Linked DNA regions of Homo sapiens: region 2 is linked to region 1. The links are chromatin loops, found by intact Hi-C in ENCODE. Cell type or tissue: endothelial cell of umbilical vein. All regions are shown on one strand. Region 1 overlaps EPHB2 (EPH receptor B2). Region 2 overlaps EPHB2 (EPH receptor B2).

Evidence for each region. Hi-C counts contacts between places; a loop is a spot of excess contacts. Peaks named below come from ENCODE experiments on the same cell type or tissue, not always from the same donor. Only the 100,000 strongest peaks of a DNase experiment are listed, where the experiment ranks them.
Region 2: a loop joins it to region 1, with 1.9 times the contacts of the local background. A loop is called at or near these places in 1 of 110 quality-filtered maps.

Annotation. Positions count from the first base shown.
Region 1 is chr1:22,818,245-22,823,244 of GRCh38, reverse strand. All of the region lies in intron 3 of EPHB2 (EPH receptor B2), which reads right to left. Among named protein-coding and RNA genes, the nearest start is that of MIR4253, 42 kb to the left of the region's middle. In endothelial cell of umbilical vein, no CTCF peak of the experiment used is centred here; a DNase peak (open chromatin) is centred at 2,094; H3K27ac peaks cover 1,018 bases.
Region 2 is chr1:22,737,264-22,742,263 of GRCh38, reverse strand. The region is part of intron 1 of EPHB2 (EPH receptor B2); the gene reads right to left. Among named protein-coding and RNA genes, the nearest start is that of MIR4684, 20 kb to the right of the region's middle. RefSeq lists a silencer at 2,323-2,493 and an enhancer at 4,974-5,000. In endothelial cell of umbilical vein, no CTCF peak of the experiment used is centred here; DNase peaks (open chromatin) are centred at 2,343 and 3,573; H3K27ac peaks cover 1,115 bases.

The DNA of each region.
Region 1 (5,000 bases):
CAGCTAACCGCCATTTGCACGTTGTGTTTCGTGTGCAAAACTTAGAGGAGCGAGGCAGTTGAGGGTGCTTTTTGGGAGCCGTGGTGGGTCCATCTGGGATGACTGGAGCCTGATGTGTGCAGGGGATGTGGCAGAGCTAACTTGGACCCAGGTCTCCTGTCTGGCTCTTCCTAAGAAACAATGAGGACCTGCCTCTGGCCCCACTGTTGCCCTTGCTCTGGGAATGGATAGGGTATATGTAGGTCTCAGTGGCTCCTAGCTTAGGGCTCAGCCGAACCACAGCCAAACTGTCTCCTGGAGGCCTCAGGCCTGCTGTTCTCTGCCACGCAGAGGGAACTACATTCCAGGCATGAACCTTAGCCATGTGGCTCTGTGGGACGGGTCCTCTATCATCTCAGCCTCTGCCTGAGACTAGGGATTGGAAGGCAGGGAGTGGAGACCCCTGTGGGCACTGGGCCTGAAACTGGACGGCAGGCCATAGCAGCACATGGCTGGCTCTCTGAGAGTTGGTCCAGGCTCTGGCCCAGATGCCAGTGCATGTCCTGACCCAGGACTGGTCCCTTTGGCCAACAGGGCCTTCCTTTCACTTTTGCCTGCTCCAGCCTGCTCTGTGATGGTGGCTCCAGACCCGTATCCCATCAGGGCAAGGTCACAATGCTGGCCAACTTCACTGGAGGCAACCAGACATTCCCAAGGAAGAAGGAATTTAAGAGACAGAAAGACCTGGCTTCAAATCACACCTCTGCCAGTTAGGGGCTAGATGACTTCAGGTGAGTTACTTTATCATTCTGAGCCTCAACTGTGAAATATGCATTATATTAACATTGCCACTTTTGTTTTCTTTTCTCATCTTCATTTTAAATTTATTTTTAGCATTGTTTGGTAGGTCTTTTCCATCACTTTCCTTTTTTTTTTAAATTAAAAAATAGAGATGGGGTTTCGCCATGTTGCCCAGGCTGGTCTCAAACTCCTGGCCTCAAGTGATCCTCCTGCCTTGGCCTCCCAAAGTGTTGGGATTACAGGTATAAGCCACTGAGCCCGGCTCATCCCTTCACCTTTGACCCTTCTCCATTTTGCTTTAGATGTGTCCTTTCAAAAGATCACATAGCTGGACTTACTCTATTTTTTAACCCTATCTAAGAGCCATTGTCTAGCAATAAGGAGATACTTACTTACATTTATTGTAGCACTGTAATTGGTACATAGTAGATGTCTAATAAAGATTATTCTTTCCTCCCAGCATCATCCAAGGACCTTAGTTTTTTTTCTCCCTTATCCATTGCCCCTTCCACAAGTACCACCACCGGAGCCTCATATGCTGAGGAATATATGGATCTATTGGTACCAGTAACCACATTCACTAAGCAAAAACCACCCCTAGCTTCAGAGTATCTCGTAAACTGACTGTCCGAGCAGGAAAGACCTTTAAGATCCTCAGACCAGAATGCTAAAGGCCAAGGTCAGACATCTTTTGTATCCATGTTGGGAACAGAATCAGATCCTCTGTTACTCAATCCAAAGGTTAACAGAAGCCCCAAAGGGCAACTACCCTAAGGCCCAGACAAGGGAGAGAGGAAAATGGGAAAGTGAGAGGAACAATCCAAGAACCAGAAGAAATGTCCCAGAATGTAGGAGGGACAGAGGGCATTTCTTGTGCCAATAACTCAGGTTTTGTGATTACTGAGACAGGCTTCCGAACATGATTCTGCCCCCATTTTTTGTTCAATTCTGGGTGAGTGCCTTCCTCTCTTTGGGCTTCAGGTTCCTTTTCTGGGATACCAGAAAGCTGGATTTGATGACTTACTAGACTGCACTGTAAATTTCCATCTAAACATCAGCATTAGAATAATGCTGATGGAAGTCACTGATGATTGTCCCAATATCTGACCTCTCCTTATTCCTTAACAATAGGCTCTACTTTTTAGCTGGGCACATGGCATTCCAGAATCAAGCTTATGCTTCCTGACTGTCTTGCATCTGGGTAGTATAGTCATGTGATTTCGTTCTGGCTGATGAGATGTTAGCAGAAATGGTAGCTGCAATTTCTGGGAATTGTCCTTAAAAGAAGCATGCGTGTCTATCTTTACCGCTTCCTCTTTCCTCCTGGCTGGAATGTGGATGCGATGGTTGGAGGGTTAGCAGCCAGCTTAGATCTTGGGACCAAGACAGGAACCTGAGTCCTTCACGATTATGGAGCTGTACCAGCTGCCTACTTCTGGATTTCATTTACTTGAGGGAAGAATAAACTCCAATCTTGTTTAAGCCACCATTATTTTTATTTTCTGTTACTCATAATCCAAACTGATGCAAATGGTTAAAAGTGCATGCCGTGGATTCAAACATACTTAGTTTGAGTCCTAGTTCTACTAGCACCAATAATCTGAGCGATCTTATGCAAGTCACTTAACCTCTAAGTCTTGGTTTCTCTATCTGTGAAATGGTTATAATAACAAATACTTCTTGGTGTAGTTCCAAGGAGAAAATAAAACATTTATGTAAACCCATTGGCATAGTCTGTGTTTCATAATTAAGGGCTCAGTAAATAATAGTTGCTAATTTTTTTTCTTTTTTTTGAGACAAGCTCTCACTCTGTCACCCCGGCTGGAGTGCATGGAGTGCAGTGGTGCAATCATGACTCACTGCAGCCTCAACCTCCTGGGCTCAAGTGATCCTCCCACCTCAGCCTCCTGAGTAGTTGGGACCATAGGCACACACCACCACACCCGGCTAATTTTTTTGTATTTTGTGTAGAGATGGGGTCTCACTATGTTGCCCAGGCTGGTCTCAAACTCCTGGGCTCAAGTGATCCTCCTGCCTCAGCCTCCCAAAGTGCTGGGATTACAGGCGTGAGCCACCGCGCTCAGCAATAGCTGCTATTGTTACAGCTATCATTATTATTATTCTCATCAGCTAATCTCTGCCCTAGGAGCCCCATGAAAGCTGTCACTCCTGTTGCTCTCTGGCTTTCAGGGGAACCATCTTCACTCTCTGTTATACGTGGGATGACACATGTAAGAATGGGAACACCGAGGCTTCAATGCCAGAAAGACCTGGGTTCAAATCTCAACTTTACCATTTATTAACCGTGTGATCTTAGCTAGGTCTCACCACCTTTCTGAGCCTGCCTCCCCTTTTCCTGGGGATGGTGAGATATATCTCAACAGGGTTGTTTTGCAGTTTCAACCTGATAACCTTGGGGAGGGTCTGGGGTGGGGTTACTGCTGGAGAAATGGGAGCTGTAGCTATGGCTTCAGGAAGTGCCTGTCTTCAGCATGGAGGATACATGAGTGGTGTGGGTATGACCAGGCTGGTCTCGGCTCTTCCAGAGAAGAAAGTCATGCCATCACTCATCTTTTGGTCTAACTGGCCCTGAGGGGGTGGTTAAGACACGGAGAGGAAAACCAAAGCTCCATTAAAAAAAAAAAAAATCATCAATTTGTAGTAATCCAAATAAAAGCCATTAGATGTGGCTTCCTCACTGGAGGTACCCAGGGGCCTCTTCCTCACCAGGCTCCCAGGAAATTGATTGGCAATTACTGACACTAATGGGGGCTGGGGAGGCCTGGTGATTTCCCCATCACTCTCCAGGGACAGTGACGACATGTCAAGATCTGTCAGGCTGAGTCTGTCCCGGGGTGGTCAGGACCCCAGATCTGGCCAGAGATAGGGCAGCCAGCTGGGGTTGAGTGCCCTTGGGGACCCTCACCCCTTTACTTATTTATAACTTGGTTTGACTCATGGTGACTTAATGGCCCTACTGGGGCTATGCAGATGGCAGGTCCCAAGACAGGAGGATGAATGGGGGTACCAGGAGGCTTCCAGGACTGCCCTTCGACCTGGATCCGGAATTCCATAAAGAAGACCTCAGTCTTCACAAGAAGTCTTGGGGCAGAAAGGGAAAGGAGGGGCTGCCAGAGAGACTGGAACAGAGGTTGTGAGAGGCGGTGGCCGGAGATGGAGTTTCAAGGCAGAATGAAAAGACACAAAGACCAGCAGAGAGAGAGAGAGAGAGAGAGAGAGAGAGAGAGAGAGAGAGAGACATCTGCTGGGCGACCAGGCTGTGGAACTGCAGAGCTGGCAAGGCCCTGAGAAGTCATCTAATTCAGGCTTGTCTTTTTATAGCTCCTCGGCAGCAAAGGCACAGAGAGGGGAAGACACTATCCTAAGGTCTCACAGCATGGCTCCGGGGGAGGTGGGACTAGGACTTCATTAGCTGCCCCCAGTGAGCCAGGAAGTAAGAATTCCCCTGGGAGGGGGGAGCCTAGGTTGGGGTTGGGGGGCATTCACTCTAACCTATGGGGGCCATCTCTGAGCCTGGGGGCGGGGACTCTGTGTAGTGGAGAGAAAGACACATAAACAGATGGTGACAATTCAGAGTGACAGGGGAGGCATGAAGCGTGGGAGCTCAGGGGATGGTCAACTACCCCAGTCTTGGGGGAGGGAGTGGTTAAGGGAAGATTCTTGGAGGTGACGTCAAAACTGAGACCTGACGGATAAACGGATGCTAAGATGAACGGTGCAGGGGAGGGAAGAGAAAGAGGGGAATTCTAGGCCTAGAGAACAGCATGTGCCAAGGCTCAGAGGTAGGACTCAGCACATCCCAGTTGCACAGCATGGCTGAAGGCAGAATGGGAAGGCTGGGCCGGAGGGTGTCAGGCTTTCCTTGTGGGATAGGAAGGAGTTTGACCTTTATCCTGTGTGTAATCAGGACATGTTTTAGGTAGATACACACCATGACCAGATTTCCATTTTAGAAAGATGGTTCTGGAGCTGCCAGAGGGGAATGGCTGGATGGGGAAGAGGGCAGGCAGGGGGCGCAGGGAGACCACTGCCCAAATCCAGAATGATGACAAGGTCTGCAGAGCCAGGGCGGTGGTTCATGGGGCCAGGAGGGAAGGTAACTACTCAGGGATATTTAGGAGAGAAAATGGGCAGGACTTGGTGTCTGTCCCCATAGCCAGCCTGAGGTGAGGGAGGGCTGGAGGATGACTCGGGGTGGG
Region 2 (5,000 bases), 81 kb after region 1:
GGCATCCTTCTACATCAGCCAGGGCGGTCCTCATGTCAGGGACCCTATGGCTTGTCCATACCACGAGCCTGGAGCTTTGCAGACCAACACAGCCTCTGGGCTCATATGGGCCAGGAGGATGATGTGGATGGACCCTATGAGCAGGGGCCTGGGTCGGATGCTGGCTTGGACCCTGCCCACCCACCCACTCACCCAGGGGACCTCGGGCAAGCTGTTCTTTCCGAGCCTCAGATTTCCCATCTGTAGCAGGGTGAGTTCATGAGTAAAATAAAATGGTGCAGAAGAGGTGTGGGGTACCAATGAAGTACATGGGCACTGGAGACACAGAACTAGTTCAAGTCCCGACTCTACCACTTCCCCATTGGGGGCAGGTGTCTTAACCACACTGAGCTCCGGCCTTCTCATCTCTGAAACAGGGAGAAAAATAAAGCCCATCCCCGAGACAGGCATGTAAGACAACAGGCCCAGTGTGTGGGGATTTGCAGCTTCCACGCAGGTGAACTATTATTGCCCTTGTTTTCGTTATTGCACTGAGCCAGAGCCAACGTGAGAAACTGAGGTTTTTTGTTTTTTTGTTTTTTTTTGCTGGGAAGAAAACCAGGCTGTCAAGGCAAATATAACCCGCCTTCCCTGAGCTTTTAGACCTCATTCCAAACCTCCGAACAGGAGGAATAGATGGGCTACAGGGTCCTTTCACTCACTCGACACATATTTAAGTGCCTACTATGTGCCAGAGTTATTCTATGCATCAGGCAGTGAGCACCTAGGATGTAACTAAGGTAATCTGCAGGGAACCCTTATCTCCCAAAGAGAGACAGGAGGGCTTGGGATTTAGATAAGAGGGAGACTAGGGGGCGCAGGCTGGAGGAAGGCAGCCAGGTGTCGTCAGGGGAGGGAAAACAGACGGCTCCAGGAACGCGGTTTTAAGGAGTTTTACTTAGGGGGAGGATAAAGTAGAGGGGACAGACTTGTGAAGTGTCAGGTTGGGAAGACAGATCCCAGCAGCCCCATAGCGAGAGAGGAGATGTCTCCCAGGGCTGCCGCTGGGAAAGATTAGGCACTTAGATAGAATCAGAGGATAGGGGTCGGGGGGAGAGATTAAGCACTTAGATAGAATCAGAGAACAGGGGTCGGGGCAGGGGTGGTCTCCAAAGCCAGTGCCCCATAGGAAAACGGGACCTGCATCCCCCACCACAGGGGAGACCTGGGGACAGGGAGAAGGGGCAGGCAGAGGGGAGCAGGGCACATAAGCTGGATCGTCAATCCCCGCCGTCAGCAAGGAGAGGCTTGGCATCGCAGGGACGGCTCATGCTCACCACTGGACACCAAGAACTTCACACGGACCGCCCCCCAGCCAGGGGAGGAAGGTTCTGTTCTGCTCCCTATTTTACTGATGAGGAAAATGACACTCCGAAAGCTGAAGAAATGAGTACAAGGCCACCCACATCAGGAAGCAGGGAGGGGCCGGTATGATGGTGAGGGGTCTGGGGCTGAAGAAGGGTGGGGCTCTGGGAGGGATGAGACGGGCGGGGAAGGGCCGCCAGGCAGAGGGAAGAGTGGGAGTAAAGGCAGGGAGGTTTGAAAGGGTCAGGTGAGTTCCAGGAATGGCAAGACACTCAGGGTGGTGGGACACGAGGCCCTGGTGAGACCAGTGGGTCTTGCCTGGCATGGTGTCCCCCAGATGGCACTCAGAAATGCAGCTGTGGTTGTCGCAGTGATGATCAAGGCTTGAGGGCATGCTTACTCAATGCTGATGCCACAGAGGTACCATCCCAAGCCCGCCAGACCGCAGGACCCCAGGGCCACGGGTCTCACCTTTTAAGGATTGTGAGGGCACAATGACCATACTGGGTACCACTGGCATTTCATGGGCTGGAGCCAGGGGTGGAAAACACCCTGATTGGGTAGGACAGTCCCACAAAAGGAAGAATTGTCCCACCCAAAATGTGAATAGAAACCTTATTTAGAAAAAAACAGTAGATTAGACTGATCATGACACACTCCCCAAAAGAACAATATATCCCAGTGACCGCAGTTGAAGAGGGTTTCAGTGATGCCACGTGATGGGGACATCACCCAGGTGGAGAGGGCCTGGCTGCATTGGTGCCACTGAAAAAGATCTCAGGATCACCAGGGACCTCAGGTTGAGTACAAGGAAGCAACGAAGGGCTCAGGCAAATCGTTTGGACCCGAAGCTTCAAAACCGGTTTATTTGGATAATCCCTCACCAGGCCTCCCTGCCTCAGCGCCTGGTTTCTCTAAGGATTTATTTTGTGAAAATGTCTCTCTCAACAAGTAAGTTATCCTAGTCTGAGCCGACGAGGGAATTCTTCTCTGTGTTCAAAACCGCAAACCCCGGGCAGCCCTTCTGCAGCCCGGCACAACTTTCCGCAGCGTCAGGTTATGAATCACTCATCAAATCCGAGAACGATTCCAGGCCAGGCCGGGCATGTGGGGGAGGGCAGCTTCCTTCTACTCCCAGCTTCTGGGCTGCTGCGCAGGCTCAGACCAGCTTCTCCTCACCCTGACTCCCCAAGGGTCACCTGCCTGGGACCCCAGAAATGCTCAGACTGGGATGGGTCTGATCATCCATGACAGACCCTTTACACAGATGAATTCCTTGAGGCTGTGGACTGTCCAGGTGAGCTAGGTCTGGGTAGTTCACTTCAGAAATGTGCTCAGAGATGGGGTGATGTGGTGAAATGGAAAAGGTGGCAGAGCTAAGTCTAGAAGCCAAAACCCTAAACAGGCCAGGCACAGTGGCTCAGGTCTGTAATCCCAGCACTTTGGGAGGCCAAGGCAGGTGGATCACTTGAGGTCAGGAATTTGAGACCAGCCTGGCCAACAAGGTGAACCCCCATCTCTACTAAAAATACAAAAACTAGCCAGGCGTGCTGGCATGCGCCTGCGGTCCCTATTACTTGGGGGTCTAAGGCACGAGAATCGCTTGAACCTGGGAGGCGGAGGTTGCAGTGAGCCGAGATCATGCCACTGCACTCCAGCCTGGGTGACAGAGTGAGACTCTGTCTCAAAAAAAAGAAAAAAAACAAAAAGAATTAGTTGGACATGGTGGCAAATGCCTGTAATCCCATATACTTGGAGAGGCCAAGATAGGAGGATTGCTTAAGCCCAGGAGTTCGAGGCTGCAGTGAGCTATGATTGTGCCACTGTATTCCAGCCTGGGTGATAAAGCAAGACCCTGTTGCTAAAAAAAAGTACACAACATAATTTTTAAAAATAAAATAAAATATTAGATTTACAAAAGCAACCCTGAGCATGCTTCACTGTGCCAGGTGAGACTTGGGAGTGAGCATACTAGCTCACTGCTGGTATCCTCCCCAACCTGCTAGACTACAGGACCCAGGGCTGCAGGTCCAAACCGTTCAAGGACTGTGGGGGCACCTTGGTCTAGAGGTTCCCGCATCATGGCTTGAGAATGCCTCTCTTCCTCCTCTCTGCCAATGCCAACCTCAAGGTCTCACCTCCCCTAGAAGTTTCTGCAGCAGAGCCCAGGCACATAGTTGGTCCTCAGTAAACAATTGTTGAATGCAAGGAATGAGTAAATGGCTACAATGACTAATAACAGCACATGGGCTCCAAAAGTGGCTACTGAATGAATGGCTCGATAATGAATGATTGAATTGCAGTATGGCCCTAGAACAGGAAAGCACACGGAAGTTATCTGTAGATCTGAATCCTGGCTCTGCCATTTACTACCTGGATGACTTCTGGGAAATTACTTTGCTTCTGTGAACCTTGGTTTTCTCATCTGCAATGTGGGGTTTAATGACAGTACCTACCACAGGGGGTCATTAGGAAGCTCCTATGGGTACAGTACCAGCAGAGCTTGGCATAGGACCTGACACCCAGCCATGCTTGGAGATAGAAACTGTTATTCTCATGACTATCATCACTACATGCTTGAGGGTTTGGGGAGCTAGAACATTTGGGCACTCCTGGCTTTGGAAAGACCATCAACACAGATAAGCACAGAGCCAGGAATACAAAGGAACAAGAAAATGACAAAGGAAAAAGAGGAAGAGAAACTAAGACAAGGATCCCAAGTGAACAAAGCCATCTGTGCTTCTGTATAAATCATCCCCAAAGAGGGGGTTGGGCCAGGTAGCCTCTAAGAATCCATCCAGCCCCTAAGTGGAGAATTCTCAACTCTGCGATAAGTTAGTATTTTTTTTATCTTTAAATGGTTTGACCAGGTCTTGCCTCAAGGTAGAGCATGAACTCCAAGACCTCTGCGAGGCTAGGTTGATGTAAGAGCTGCCTTGTTCTGGCCTGAGACCCAGATCCAGTCTCATTCCAGGTTCTACCTAGTTTCAGAGGCATCTGAACAGCCTGTGCATCATGATAATTTCCTCCTACTTCCAAGGTCTTGTGGGAGTGTCATGCTGAGTTGTAAAAGCCTCTAGGATAGAGGGGGAAGTTATTTTCATGGGCAGACAATGTATTCATTCATTCTCTCATTCATAAAACATCAACCCAAGAGCCTGTTGGTAACAGACTCTGTGCTAGGCACTGGAGGCCCAACGATGAATAAGACAAGAAAGTCTCTACACTCCAGTTTAATGGGGGAGGGTGATGTAGACAAAATTAGCCATACCTTGGTGTTATAAGAATTGTTAATCAAGAGCTGAGGGTAAGTACAAAGAAGGATATACCAAGGAGGGGACATTTGAGTTGGGCCTTGAAGGATGAGTAGGAGTTCACTAGGCAGAAGCAAGAAGGGCATTCATTCTAGGCAGCAGCTGGGGCCTGAACAAAGATCTGGGGGCATGGGAGTTTATAACATGTATGTATGAAACCTATAGTTTATGGATGAGAATGACATCCACCTAGAGTTTGTGGGATGACAAGGACAGGCAGAGAAGGCCTCAGGGGCCAGGTCAACGAGCAGCTGTTTGACCTTGATTTTTTTAGATAAGGAGCCCAAGGTCTGAGCAGGAGGGTAATGTGGTCTCAGCTGCAGTTTAGAAGACTCAGTGGTG